Regions from separate parts of the Homo sapiens genome. Here region 2 is linked to region 1. A link is a contact called in ENCODE Hi-C or POLR2A ChIA-PET data. All regions are on one chromosome and are shown on one strand. Each heading gives the region's core, a stretch centred on a gene start or an enhancer-like site at or near the end of the contact. The rest is flanking DNA. Distances are from core to core; before and after follow the strand shown. Region 1 holds the start of LINC01926 (long intergenic non-protein coding RNA 1926). Region 2 has its middle 19 kb from the start of ZNF532.

What was found. A loop is a pair of places that touch in the nucleus more often than their neighbours do. ChIA-PET counts read pairs that join two places held with the same protein, here RNA polymerase II (POLR2A). Pooled maps may share reads with other maps.
Region 2: a loop to region 1 is called in a map of B cell, with 2.3 times the contacts of the local background. The contact joins the enhancer-like site here to the promoter of LINC01926 in region 1. A Hi-C loop is called at or near these places in 4 of 168 maps with a recorded cell type or tissue (B cell, heart left ventricle, left cardiac atrium and 1 more) and 3 of 50 pooled maps. POLR2A ChIA-PET finds 5 or more read pairs at or near these places in 10 of 52 experiments (B cell, BJ, GM12878 and 5 more).

Annotation. Positions count from the first base shown.
Region 1 is chr18:58,810,943-58,817,353 of GRCh38, forward strand. It overlaps LINC01926 (long intergenic non-protein coding RNA 1926), which reads left to right and starts at 2,938. Exons shown (of 3, transcript NR_146904.1): 1 at 2,938-3,132.
Region 2 is chr18:58,843,209-58,849,312 of GRCh38, forward strand. No RefSeq gene overlaps it. Among named protein-coding and RNA genes, the nearest start is that of ZNF532, 19 kb to the right of the region's middle. RefSeq lists enhancers at 2,599-3,411, 3,412-4,224, 4,225-5,037. Within about 2 kb of position 4,488, at least 12 of the 41 ENCODE cell types and tissues checked have a DNase peak (open chromatin) inside an H3K27ac peak, as active enhancers do; they include psoas muscle, where a contact is called at or near this core.

The DNA.
Region 1 (6,411 bases), core at 1,688-4,187:
CTCAGCTCACTGCAACCTCCGCCTTCTGGGTTCAAGCGATTCTCCTGCCTCAGCCTCCTGAGTAGCTGGAATTACAGGTGCCTGCCATCATGCCCAACTAATTTTTGTATTTTTAGTAGAGATGGGGTTCCACCAGGTTGGTGAGGCTGGTCTTGAACTCCTGACCTCGTGATCCACCCGCCTCGGCCTCCCAAAGTGCTGGGATTACAGGCGTGAGTCATGGCGCCCGGCACTTAGTTCTGTTTATTATTATTATACCCTTGTCTCAACACCCATTGCTGGGCTCATTAAAACCCACGGGTCATCCTAAGACCACTTTTCAAAATTTCTTGACCAGTTCTTTCTCAAAACCCCCTAGCAAGAAGCTAAAATAGACTTTCTGGTCTTCCCTTGTTTCCTTACCATTCCCTGAAAATCCAGCGACAGAGGCCAGTAGCAAAAATGAGGAAAAGTCAGGATGCAAGCAGAGAACTCATGTGGGATTTTAAATTAATTGAGAGTTATTTATATCAGTTTTTATTCCAGAGATTTCCTGGTGTCTTGTTAGCCGAAGATGATGAGTATGCAGTTTGACAATTTTTTTTTTAATGAGCCTGTTTTTTTTCTTTTTTTCTTTTTTAAAGATAGGAGTCTCATTATGTTGCCCAAGGTGGCTTCGAACTCCTGTGCTCAAAGGATCCTCCTGCCTCATCTTGCTAAGTAGCTGGGAAAATGGGCCTATTTTGAAAACAGTTAATTGTACTAATGAAGCTTGATAACCTTATAATAGATTTTCTTTTGAAGTTCTTCTGCCAAAACATGGTGAAATAATAGGCACATTTCTCTGTTAGTCATATTTATAATCCGGGATTCTTTCTGAGCAAATGTCACTCTCCATTCAGGCTGCTGTGGAATATCATCTATCTTTGCAAATATTTACTTTCACACCTCCCATTTCAAGTGAGTTTTCTAACAATTTAAGCCCTTGTCCACCCTTCTTTGGATGATCCACCACACCTGGCCCCACTGCAGATTTCATAATTTTATTTTATATATTTATATATTTATTTATTTATTTATTTTTGAGACAGAGTCTCGCTCTGTTGCCCAGGCTTGAGTGCAGTGGCGGGGTCTTGGCTCACCGCCAGCTCTGCCTCCCAGGTTCACGGCATTCTCCTGCCTCAGCCTCCCGGGTAGCTGGGACTACAGGCGCCCGCCACCACGCCTGGCTATTTTTTTGTATTTTTAGTAGAGACAGGGTTTCGCCATGTTAGCCAGGATGGTTTCGATCTCCTGACCTCGTGATCCATCCGCCTCGGCCTCCCAAAGTGCTGGGATTACAGGCGTGAGCCACCACGCCCGGCTATTTATTTATTTTTTTTCAGAGACAGTCTCGCTCTGTCGCCTAGGCTGGAGTGCAGTGGTGTGATCTCGGCTCATTGCAACCTCCACCTTCCAGGTTCAAGCAATTCTCCTGCCTCAGCCTCCCGCAAAGCTAGGATTACAGGCGCATGCCACCATGCCTGGCTAATTTTTTTGTTTTGTTTTGTTTTGACACAGAGTCTCGCTCTATCGCCCGGGCTGGAGTGCAGTGGCACGATCTCAGCTCACAGCAACCTCTGCCTTCTGGGCTCAAGGGATTCTCCTACCTCAGCCTCCCAAATAGCTGGGATTACAGGTATGCACCACCATCCCTGGCTAATTTTTCTATTTTTAGTAGAGATGGGATTTCACCACGTTGGCCAGGCTTGTCTTGAACTCCTGTCCTCAGGTGATCCACCCACCTCGGCCTCCCAGAGTTCTGGGATTACAGGTGTGAGCCACTACGCCCGGTCAGCATCAGTATTCTTGCGCTATGGGGCCATCATGAAGTGAAATAAGAATGACTTGAACCCAAGCACTGCAATACAGAGACAGCCGATGTGGTAACTGAGAGGGCTCCGATGTGACTCATGAGTGGGGACATCTATGGCATGGAGATGCTGGACAAAGGGAGGAATCCCACCGCAGGTGCAAGGCTTCATCACACTACTCAGAATGGCAGGTGCAACTTAAAGCTTATGAATTGCTTATTTCTGGAATTTTCCATTTAATATTTTTGGACCTTAGTTAACGGAAGGTAACTGAAACCATGGAAAGTGAAATCATGGTTAAGTGGGGCTATGATAAATTGTGACCACCAAAAACAACAGAATTCATAACTGGCACGATGCAGCTATTTCTCCACTAAGGGCCCTGAGTGTTCTTTGAGTGTAAAATTTGTGTTTCTATTTTGGTGGTTATCTAAAAAAAAGCTAGCATCTGTGTGTTGCAGATCATCTGGCTGATTACCGCACAGCTCGAATTCTGCTTCATGATGCCTGCATTCACATTTTGTCTTGGATTCCAGATGTACTGGCACTACTGAGATGCTGAAAGCTCGGGATCCCCTATAACTGTCTTCTTCATCACCAACCCAAGAGTACAGCTGCAGAATTGCAAAGCCAGTTCTTCAGTGTAACATGCATATTTGATGATCGGTGTCCACCAAATTACAGGCTTTTATCTTTTTAATCTTTGGGAGTGAGAGTAGTTGACTTTTAATTTATGAATTTGTATTAAAAGCAAAAATGTCTGGAGAAAAGCGGTAAACTGGAAATTATGATTGGTGTAATTTACAATAGAAATAGGCAATTTCGAATAAAGAGCAGAAAACCATACCTAATTTATGCATGAGGACAGAATGCATGCTGAAATTAAGACAAGATTGACACTGAAAGACTAGGCAGAAAAAAAAAACAGAACAGAAAAAGAAGAGAAGAGTGGTGGAAATGTCAACAGATTCCTAGTGGAAATATTTGCTCACAGCCATCAAGCTGTACAAGTTTGAAAAAGTAAGATCAACAAAATATATTACAAGGATCTTTCTGAACTGGCTCTCAACCTTTTCTTTTTCCCTCATCCCATTCTATTTATACACATCACAGTCCCAAGAATAACACAAGAAATTCTCCAAGTTTCCAAGAAGGGAAGATGGAGTGGAGGGCGCCCACCCTATCTCCAGTGGACATCCCCTGGGCTACTCCTCTCCTGATGAGAAAATGCTCACTTCAGCCAAGTGCAGAATGGTCCCCTTTGTTTTCGTGGGTATCAGTGGAGAATGAGATCCTTCATGTAAGTAAAATTTCACTGTCACTCATTAGGATGGCTAATATCCAAATAAACAGAACAGAAAATAACAACTGGTGAGGATGTTGGGAAATTGGAATCCTTGTACATTGCTGGTGGGAATGTAAAATGGCGCCATTGTTGTAGAAAACAGTAATGACGTTCCTCAAAAACTTAACCCTAAAATTACCATATGATCTAGCAATTATGCTTCAGAGTATGTTCCCAAAAGAAATGAAAGCAGGCACTGATATGGCATGGCTCTGGGTCCCCACCCAAATCTCACCTTGAATTGTAATCCCCACAAGTCCAGGGAGGGACCTGGTAGGAGGTGATTGGATCATGGAACTGGTTTCCCCCATGTTGCTCTCATGACAGTAAGTTCTCACAAGATTCGATGGTATTATAAGGGGCTTTCCCTTCACTCACACTCTCTCCTGCCGCCTTGTGAAGAAGGTGCCTGCTTCCCCTTTGCCTTCCACTATGACCATAAGTTTCCTGAGGCTTCCCCAGCCATGGGGAACTGCGAGTCAATTAAGCCTCTTTTGTTTATAGATTGCCCAGTCTCAGGTAATATATCAGGCAGTATCTTTATAGCAGTGTGAAAACGGACTAATACAGGGACTCAAACAGATACTTGTACTTCCACATTTCTAACAACTAAACTGTGGAAGCAACTTAAGTGTCCACTGATAGACGAATGGAGAAACACAATGTGGAACATACATACAATGGAATAGAGTTCAGCCTTAAAAGAGAAGGTCATTCTTTTTTTTTCTTTCTTTCTTTTTTTTTTTTTTTTTTTGAGACAGGGTCTCGCTCTGTCATCCAGGCTGGAGTGCAGTGGCGTGATCTCGGCTCACTGCAACCTCTGCCTCCCAGGCTCAAGTGGTCCTCCCACCTCAGCCTCCCGAGTAGCTAGGACTATAGGTGTGCACCACTATGCCTAGCTGATTTTTGTATGTTTTTAGTAGAGACAGGGTTTCACAATGTTGCCCAGGCTAATTTTGAACTCCAGAACTCAAGCACTCTGACCACCTCAGCCTCCTGAAGTGCTGGGATTACAGGCATGAGCCACCGCGACTGGCCTAAATTGTCTAGCTTTTAATCTGCCTCATTGCATCTGACAGCTACAAACTACAACCCTTCCCTGTTCCTGAATTTTCTTCCAAAACACATCTGTAATGCCACTGCCATGCCTGCGAAGCACTGATGACTCTTCATCAGAATAGGCAGAAATTCACCTCCCAATCCGACCCCAATCTACCTCCAATTTACCTCATCTCCTGCACCCCCATCCCTAACCCCATGCATGATAATCATAGTCTTTTTTTTTTTTTTTTGAAACAGAGTTTCGCTCTTGTTGCCCAGGCTGGAGTGCAATGGCGCAATCTCTGCTCACTGCAACCTCTGCCTCCCGGATTCAAAGGATTCTTCTGTCTCAGCCTCCCAAGTAGCTGGGATTACAGGCGCATTCCACCATGCTGGCTATTTTTTTGTGTGTTTTTAGTAGAGACAGGATTTCATCATATTGGTCGGGCTGGTCTCGAACTTCTGACCTTGTGATCGCCTTGGTCTCCCAAAGTACTGGGATTACAGGCGTGAGCCACTGCGCCCAGCCTTTTTTTCATGACTTTAATACTCTAAGGAATGGCACAGCTCCAAATCCTCACAAATATACCTCATTCTTTGTAGTATATGTTTCTCTGCCTTATGAAACTGTACGCTCCTCAAGTCCAAATTAATTCCAACGTCACCTTGATTGGTCCCACACTGACCTCTAGCCTAAATTAATCACTGTCTCCTCAGGAGATTCAGCATATTTGTTTCTACGTTGGATGACCTTTGCATAAGGAACCAACCGGCTGTTTGCTCAGAAGGAGGCTGTGGCAGCATAGGCACTTACACTGTCATATTCAACACACTGAATTCTAGATACCTGCCTGGCTGTCTCTTCTGCTGCAGGATCAAGTCTTATTTAGTTTTCTGTCCCAGTGTCTAACACAGTGCCTTGAATGGGGAGACACTCAGCCATCATTTACTAAATTGAAATGAATTGTGAGAATGCATTGCAGATGCACCTGAATTGGGAGTTACCAAAAAGAGAGAAAAGAGGAAATTGTACTGGAGTCAAAGATAAATTTAATCTAATTCATATTTATGATCACAGAGATCATGTCAGCATATGAAACTCTAGTGCATGAATTAGGGCAGCAGACCCCAACCTTTCTGGGACCAGGGACCGGTTTCATGGTTTCATGGAAGACAATTTTTCCACGGACCAGGGGTGGGGAAGATGAAACTGTTCCACCTCACATGATCAGGCATTAGATTCCCATACAGAGCACGCAACCTAGATCCCTCACATGCGCAGTTCACGATAGGATTCCTGCTCCTATGAGAATCTAATGCTGCCGCTGATCTGACAGGAGGCGGAGCTCAGGCAATAATGGCTCACCAGCCGCTCACCTCCTGCTGTGCTGCCGGTTCCTAACAGGCCACAGACCGGTACCTTCACAGAAGAAACAACCTGGGCCCCTTGCCTATTGTTAGTGTGTCCCTTCCCACAGTCACACCCTCTTGTACCTGTCCCTGGGAGGAAAACACAAGGTATCAGTAAGTTTGAAATTCCCCGGCCGGGCGCGGTGGCTCACGCCTGTAATCCCAGCACTTTGGGAGGCCGAGGCGGGCGGATCACGAGGCAAGGAGATCGAGACCATCTTGGCTAACATGGTGAAACCTCGTCTCCACTAAAAATACAAAAAATTCTCGGGCGTGGTGGCGGGCGCCTGTAGTCCCAGCTACTCCGGAGCCTGAGGCAGGAGAATGGCGTGAGCCCGGGAGGCGGAGCTTGCAGTGAGCAGAGACTCCGTCTCAAAAAAAAAACAAAAAACAAAAAGAAATTTCCCATCCATGAGTTTTTCACTTTTTCATCTTCTTGGTGCAGGGAATTCCAAGTATTTAAGAAAGCAAAATGAGGCCAGGTGCAGTGGCTCACGCCTGGAATCAATCCCAGCATGTTGGGAGGCCGAGGCTGTTGTATCACTTGAGGCCAGGAGTTCAAGATCAGCCTGGCCAAAATGGCGAAACCCTGTCTCTAATAAAAAATACAAAAATTAGCTGGGCATGGTGGTACGTGCCTGTAGTCCCAGCTACTGAGGAAGCTGAGGCAGGAGAATGGCTTAAACCCAGGAGACGGAGGCTGCAGTAAGCCTAGATGGTGCCACTGCACTCCCGCCTGGCGACAGAGCGAGACCGTCTCAACACAAAACAACACACAAAAAA
Region 2 (6,104 bases), core at 3,238-5,737, 34 kb after region 1:
CCTTTTGTGTAGGGATTTCATCCTATACAGTTCACTGGTAAAATTAACTAGATTGGGCTTCTTTCTAGAATGAGTTGCATGGATGTTTTTAGGCTTGAGGTGAGAAATCGAAATAGAGAAATTCAGATGGGTGGAATTACCTAACACTATCAAAAATCCTAGCTCCCACGCTGTTAATCCGGGTGACAGTCATAGGCTTTAGTGTCACCAGCTTCAAAATAGCTCGGGTCAGCGTTGCCTGGGAGCTGCTGATTCAGGGCTGCCTGCGCAACTGTCGAGGTCTCCAGGAGCTCTGTTGTGCAGAGGTATTCCAAACCCTCGGAACTGTCCTTGGCTGAACTGCCTACTCCCCCAGGCCTTCTGAGCTCTATTTGAAGAGCTTGCAATTTAAAGAAGTGAAGAACCAGCAAATACATAGGGGTGAAAATGAAAAACATTTTCTCCAGGGTTAAGCTAAGTCCTGGGGTTAAGACTTGTTAGTGGAGCCCACCTGCTATCCTTTTAAATAGATAAAAGACTTTTCAGTCTCTTACCGTGAAAAACTACATCCACTCCCCCGCCCCTGCCACTCTCCCACACCCTGCTTCCCCCACCCCCAAAACCCTATAATTAAAAAGGCTCTTTTCAGACTGGAACACAATTCAAGCACAATCATTATGAAAACCCTGCCCTGTTTCAGTGGTTACTGACAACTCCCTTTGTGTAAATCTCATTAAATCAAACCAGGGACTCTTATGTTTTTGTGTGTGACAATTTCTAGGAAGAGAAAGCTATGTGGATTTAAGAAATAATGTTGCAAATCTTAGGTATGAGACTTCTTTGGATTAGAAAGTAATATTATTTATCTCTCTGAAGCCACTAACAAATCAACCATTAAAAATGGGTTATTGTCACCCAGCATCCTTTCTCTACCCTGGTCGTGTTCTCTATGTTTAATAGGAAGGGGAAACAGAGTGCTTTCCTTGATGGGCTATTTTATTTTCAGGCCTTTAAGAAGACAAATGAATGTACTAAAAATATTGCCTTAGAAAGTATTTTCAATTCATTTTCATGCTATACATGTTTGGTACTTACGAGCTATTTGCTTCTATTTGATAAGAAAAATGATTCTTCTTCAAAACATACACAACAATGGGTTTTCTTTACACCCTGAAAAGCTTGAAAAGTAAAATGATTCTTATATCAAATTAAAGACAACAGTGAGATTCCCCTGAACCTTACAGAATAGCCTACAACATAGACTACTTACACATTTTTTCTGGGCATTGAAGTTGTGGTAGCTGTTAATTATCTTTTCTTTTCCTTTTAATATTGTTATTTCTTTTTTCTTTTTTCTCTTTTCTTTTTTTTTGAGACAGAGTCTTGCTCTGCAACCTCTGCATCCCAGGTTCAAGCGATTCTCCTGCCTCAGCCTCTCGAGTAGCTGGGATTACAGGTGTGTGCCAACACACCCGGATAATTTTTGTATTTTTAGTAAAGACAGGGTTTCGCCATGTTGGCCAGGCTGGTCTCGAACTCCTGACCTCAAATGATCTGCCCACCTCAGCCTCTCAAAGTGCTGGGATTACAGGAGTGAGCTACTGTGCCTGGGCAAATTTTGTTATTTCTATTCCCATTCCAGAATTTGCAAAGTTCTTAACTGTAAAAAGGTTCCTCTTCTTTTGTATCTTTTTCCATCAGTGGATATAAATGGCTTTGACACTTCCTTACCATCAAATGTCTAAATAGACTCCACTGGGCGTAACTGGGTACTACCAAAAAAGGGCACTTGTATGACCCCGTGTTCTGGTTTCTTGAGCTTATAAATGCATGTGCCTTTCTTTGTTTTCTTTGGCTTTTTCTTGCCACTGTGCTAAGTCCTAGTGACTGGAACAAGCTCCTAGAGGGGTTCATTTAAAGGATTAATGTCTGCTTACTCACACGTCTTATGGGGATCTTCCTCATACCTTGCCTCACCCAAATGCATGCTGATTTTCTAACTTTCCACATGGTTCTGCCGTCAATAACAAATCTTCAAGTTAAAAAAGAGGGGTACAACCAGGATGAGAAGAGGTGCATAGCTAGAATGGAGCATCTGAATGCCACACAGCCCAGAGGTGCTCCCCTCTCCACATCTCCAGGCTTCTCCTGGTGCCTGCTCTCCAACCCCCCATGTTCTCCCAGGGCTTCTGCCTTGTACTTCTATTTGCGTGGATTTCATTCCGCTATTGATTTTTTTTTTTTTTTTTGAGGCAGAGTCTCGCTCTGTCGCCCAGACTGGACTACAATGGTGTGATCGCTGCTCTCTGCAACCACTGCCTCTGGGGTTCAAGCGATTCTCCTGCTTCAGCCTCCCAAGTAGCTGGGACTACAGGCATGTGCCACCATGCCCAGCTAATTTTTGTATTTTCAGTAGAGACAGGGGTTTCACCATGTTGGCCAGGCTGGTCTTGAACTGCTGACCTCAAGTGATCTGCTCATCTCAGCCTCGCAAAGTGTTGGGATTACAGGCGTGAGCCACCGCGCCTGGCCTTATTCCACATATTGTTGCAGAGCGTATCTCCCTTGTCTTTATCCTGCACCAGACTATAAGGTGTCATCCTTCTGGGTGCTCCCCCGGCCCCAGCACACTGCTCTGGCCACAATGCCCATGCGATGAAGAGAATCTTTTAGTATCAAGGAAGTATTGATGCCGGAGAATCTGCAGCTGTTGAGCCATGGTCAGATACACTTTGCAGAAAAAAAAAAATCACCTTCTGGTAGAATAATCTTCCAAGAGAGATAAATACATCAAGCATTAGATCAGAACCAGAAATATCTTTACCCTGAATGAGATCTTGAAGACCTAGGAAAACCTTAGGAGGCTTAGGAGTGGAGAAAAAAAGAGTCTCAGACAAAGGGAGGAGGAAGGAGAGGGCAAAAGGGTGCAGGATTACAGGGCCACACCCTCGTGAGATTGCGTAGTGATTAGCCCAGTGATGATGAATATTTATGCAGACAATACTGATTATTTTACAAGGATTCATTTGAATAATCATGAATATGTTTCCATGCATTTGCACCTAATGGGATGGTTTGCAGTCTTTAATGAGGCATTGGCGCGTGTTTGAAGAGCAAGGGAGGGCAGAGAGATGGGAAAGAACAATGCAGGTCACAACGTTCATGCAGCATTTTCTTACTGTACTGACCTCTTGTCCCTGAAGTCCTGTCTGTAAAGAACGAGGTGGGAAATGTCTAAAGCATGCCTCGGGGTGCCTATCCGTGCATAGGCTAAAATGCTTTGCTGTTTCTTCTAAGCCTACTCTGCTCTTGAAGAGAGGGAAAACCTTGACGCTTTCTTTGACCTCTCAGGCCCTCCAGTTTCAGGAATTTTGCAAGGTCACATGGCTATACAATGGCAAAACCTTTTCCGCTGGGCGCGGTGGCTCAGGCCTGTAATCCCAGCACTTTGGGAGGCCGAAGCAGGCGGATCACGAGGTGAGGAGATCGAGACCATCCTGGCTAACAGTGAAACTCCGTCTCTACTAAAAATACAAAAAAAAATTAGCTGGGCGTGGTGGCAGGCGCCTGTAGTCCCAGCTACTCGGGAGGCTGAGGCAGGAGAATGGCGTGAACCCGGGAGGCGGAGCTTTCAGTGAGCCGAGATCGCACCACTGCACTCCAGCCTGGGCGACAGAGCAAGATTCCGTCTCAAAAAACAAACAAACAAACAAAACTTTTTCCAAGGTCACATGGCTATACATTGGCAGATCCATGCCTTCAGATCCCTGTCTCTTCCAAGCACCTGGGGTGAAGTGCCACCTTTGCCAGGGTCAGTGCTGGGTTGCGGGATTGTCCTACCCTAATTACTAATGGGCTGCTCCTTTCACTGGCAAAATTGTAACAGGGTTTTAAGTAATCTGTTTTGTTCAATGGTTTGAGGAGAGCAACCGTTTGTTTCTTTTCCCTTCAGTCCCTTGCAAGATGTTAGTTTTTAAGGGAGAACTGGCAGGACGGCAGGGTTGGGGGAGCAGGAAAGGCCTGGAGGGACAGGAGCATCTCTGTGACTTGCGGAGTAGCTCAGCGGGCGGGAGGAGCTGGGGCCGCAGGAGGACTCCCGAAGTGGATTAGTTTCAACCTTCACATACTGAGATGACTTGCATCGCAAGGAAGGCGGACCTGAAATCAGCCCGCAAAAGGCAGGGGCCTACACCGCAAGGCCCATTTAGTTAATTTCTACCAAGAGTCCCAAGCATGCTCGTATGGGCGGGACAGGCAAGGGGTGGCCAGCTGATCCCGCACCTGGAGCTGGGCCATTCCAGCTCTTCCCTTTCCGGTCTGCAATTTGACCTTGGACGTGCCTTCTAGCTCTGCAAGCTTCCCCAGTTGGAGACTGGGCTGTGTGAGGCCGAAATGCAACTTAGGCTGTAGGCAAGTGCCTAGCCGGGGTGCAGACAAACACAAGGGAGCTATTATTAGGCAGTTTCTGTCGGCGGAAGCGGAATTGCAATCGGGTCGCCAGCTCCGCGGGAGAGGGAGCGGGGGCGGTAGGCGGCGGTTCAGCTGGCGGCTGCGTCCTTCCCCACGCGGGGATACACCTGCCACATCAGCTGGCACCTCCCGCGGGGAAAGGTTCTGGGTTCCTCACGGTCAAAGCAGGATTCCGACTGTAGTGTATTTTCCCAGGTTCTAAACTCACCGACCCCCCCTTGTGATTGACACATTCTTTCTTTAGATATGCTAATACCTTCAATTAGATTACTGTCTAGGCTTGCCTTGGCCGGCAGGCTTTGTCTCCTAAGGGGACTTTGCCCATCTCAGGCCTTTTACATTAGATTTTTTAATAGTTCACCTCTAAGGAGGCACATAACCTTAATTCTTCAGTGGTATCTTAATCCGGATATTCCCAACCCCGACCTCGGTGCATCCATTCGCGTGTTCATTCAACAAAGGCTTCCTACTGTGACCTTAGGCTTTTTTTTTTTTTTTTTTTTTTTGAGACGGAGTATCAGTCTGTCACCCAGGCTGGAGGGCAACCTCCGCCTCCTGGATTCAAGCAATTCTGTCTCAGCCTCCTGAGTAGCTGGAACTTCAGACACACGCCACCACGCCTGGCTAATTTTGTATTTTTGGTAGAGACAGGGTTTCACCATGATGGCCAGGCTGGTCTCAAACTCCTAACCCTGGGTGATCCACCCGCCTTGGCCTCCCAAAGTGATGGGATTACAGTTGTGAGCCACCGCGCCTGGCCCAGCTAATTTTTTTACACAGAAGAACCTCCATCTAATTTTCCGAATCTATGAACTGGGTTTTTCGGTGTCTCGTTATGAAGATGAAATAAAGTAATCCTTGAAGAAGGATTAAATGAGAAAAGCTTGAGTACCATAGTGTATGGTGTCTAGCAGGCACTCGATAAATGTGTTCAGTGGGTGAATGAATAAACTTTACCTGTGATTCCTGTCACTCCTGCAGGGTGCCTCCGGCACTGTGCTACTCTTTGGGGAAGTAATGGTGAACCAGACACAGGAGGTCCTGCCCTCAGGGAGCCTGTAATCTACTCTGTGAGGGATAGAGACAAATAAAGCAATCCCAGGGCTGGGGGATAAATGCCAACAACTTGCGAAATTCTGAGCTGACTGGAGCTCCCATCAGGAGGACCTAACCAGTGTAGAGGTCTCCACAGCTCCCAGGAGGAAGTGGGCTCTAAGCTATAACGCAAATGGTGAGTAAGAGTTAGCCAGGCAGAGGGGGAGGATCTGAGTGATAGTTAAGGGACCGCCCTGATGCAAAGGCCTCCAGGCAAGAAAGTCTTTCTTCCAACCAAAGAGACACTGAGGAACTATAGGAATGTTGCTTGCCAGGGGATTTGGGCCAAAGAGGCTGGGGAGGTAAGCCAGGGCTGGACTTTGGAGGGCTGAGTAAATCCTAAAGTCTTAGGATTTTATCCTAAGAGCTATGGAGTGTTTAGGAGATAGGGGTCCACAGGCTCAATAAAAATTGGAATATGGGGCCAGGCATGGTGGCTCACACCTGTAATCCTAGCACTTTGGGAGGCTGAGGCGGGCGGATCACCTGAGGTCAAGAGTTCAAGACCAGCCTGGCCAACATGTTGAAATCCCGTCTCTACTAAAAATACATAAAATTCG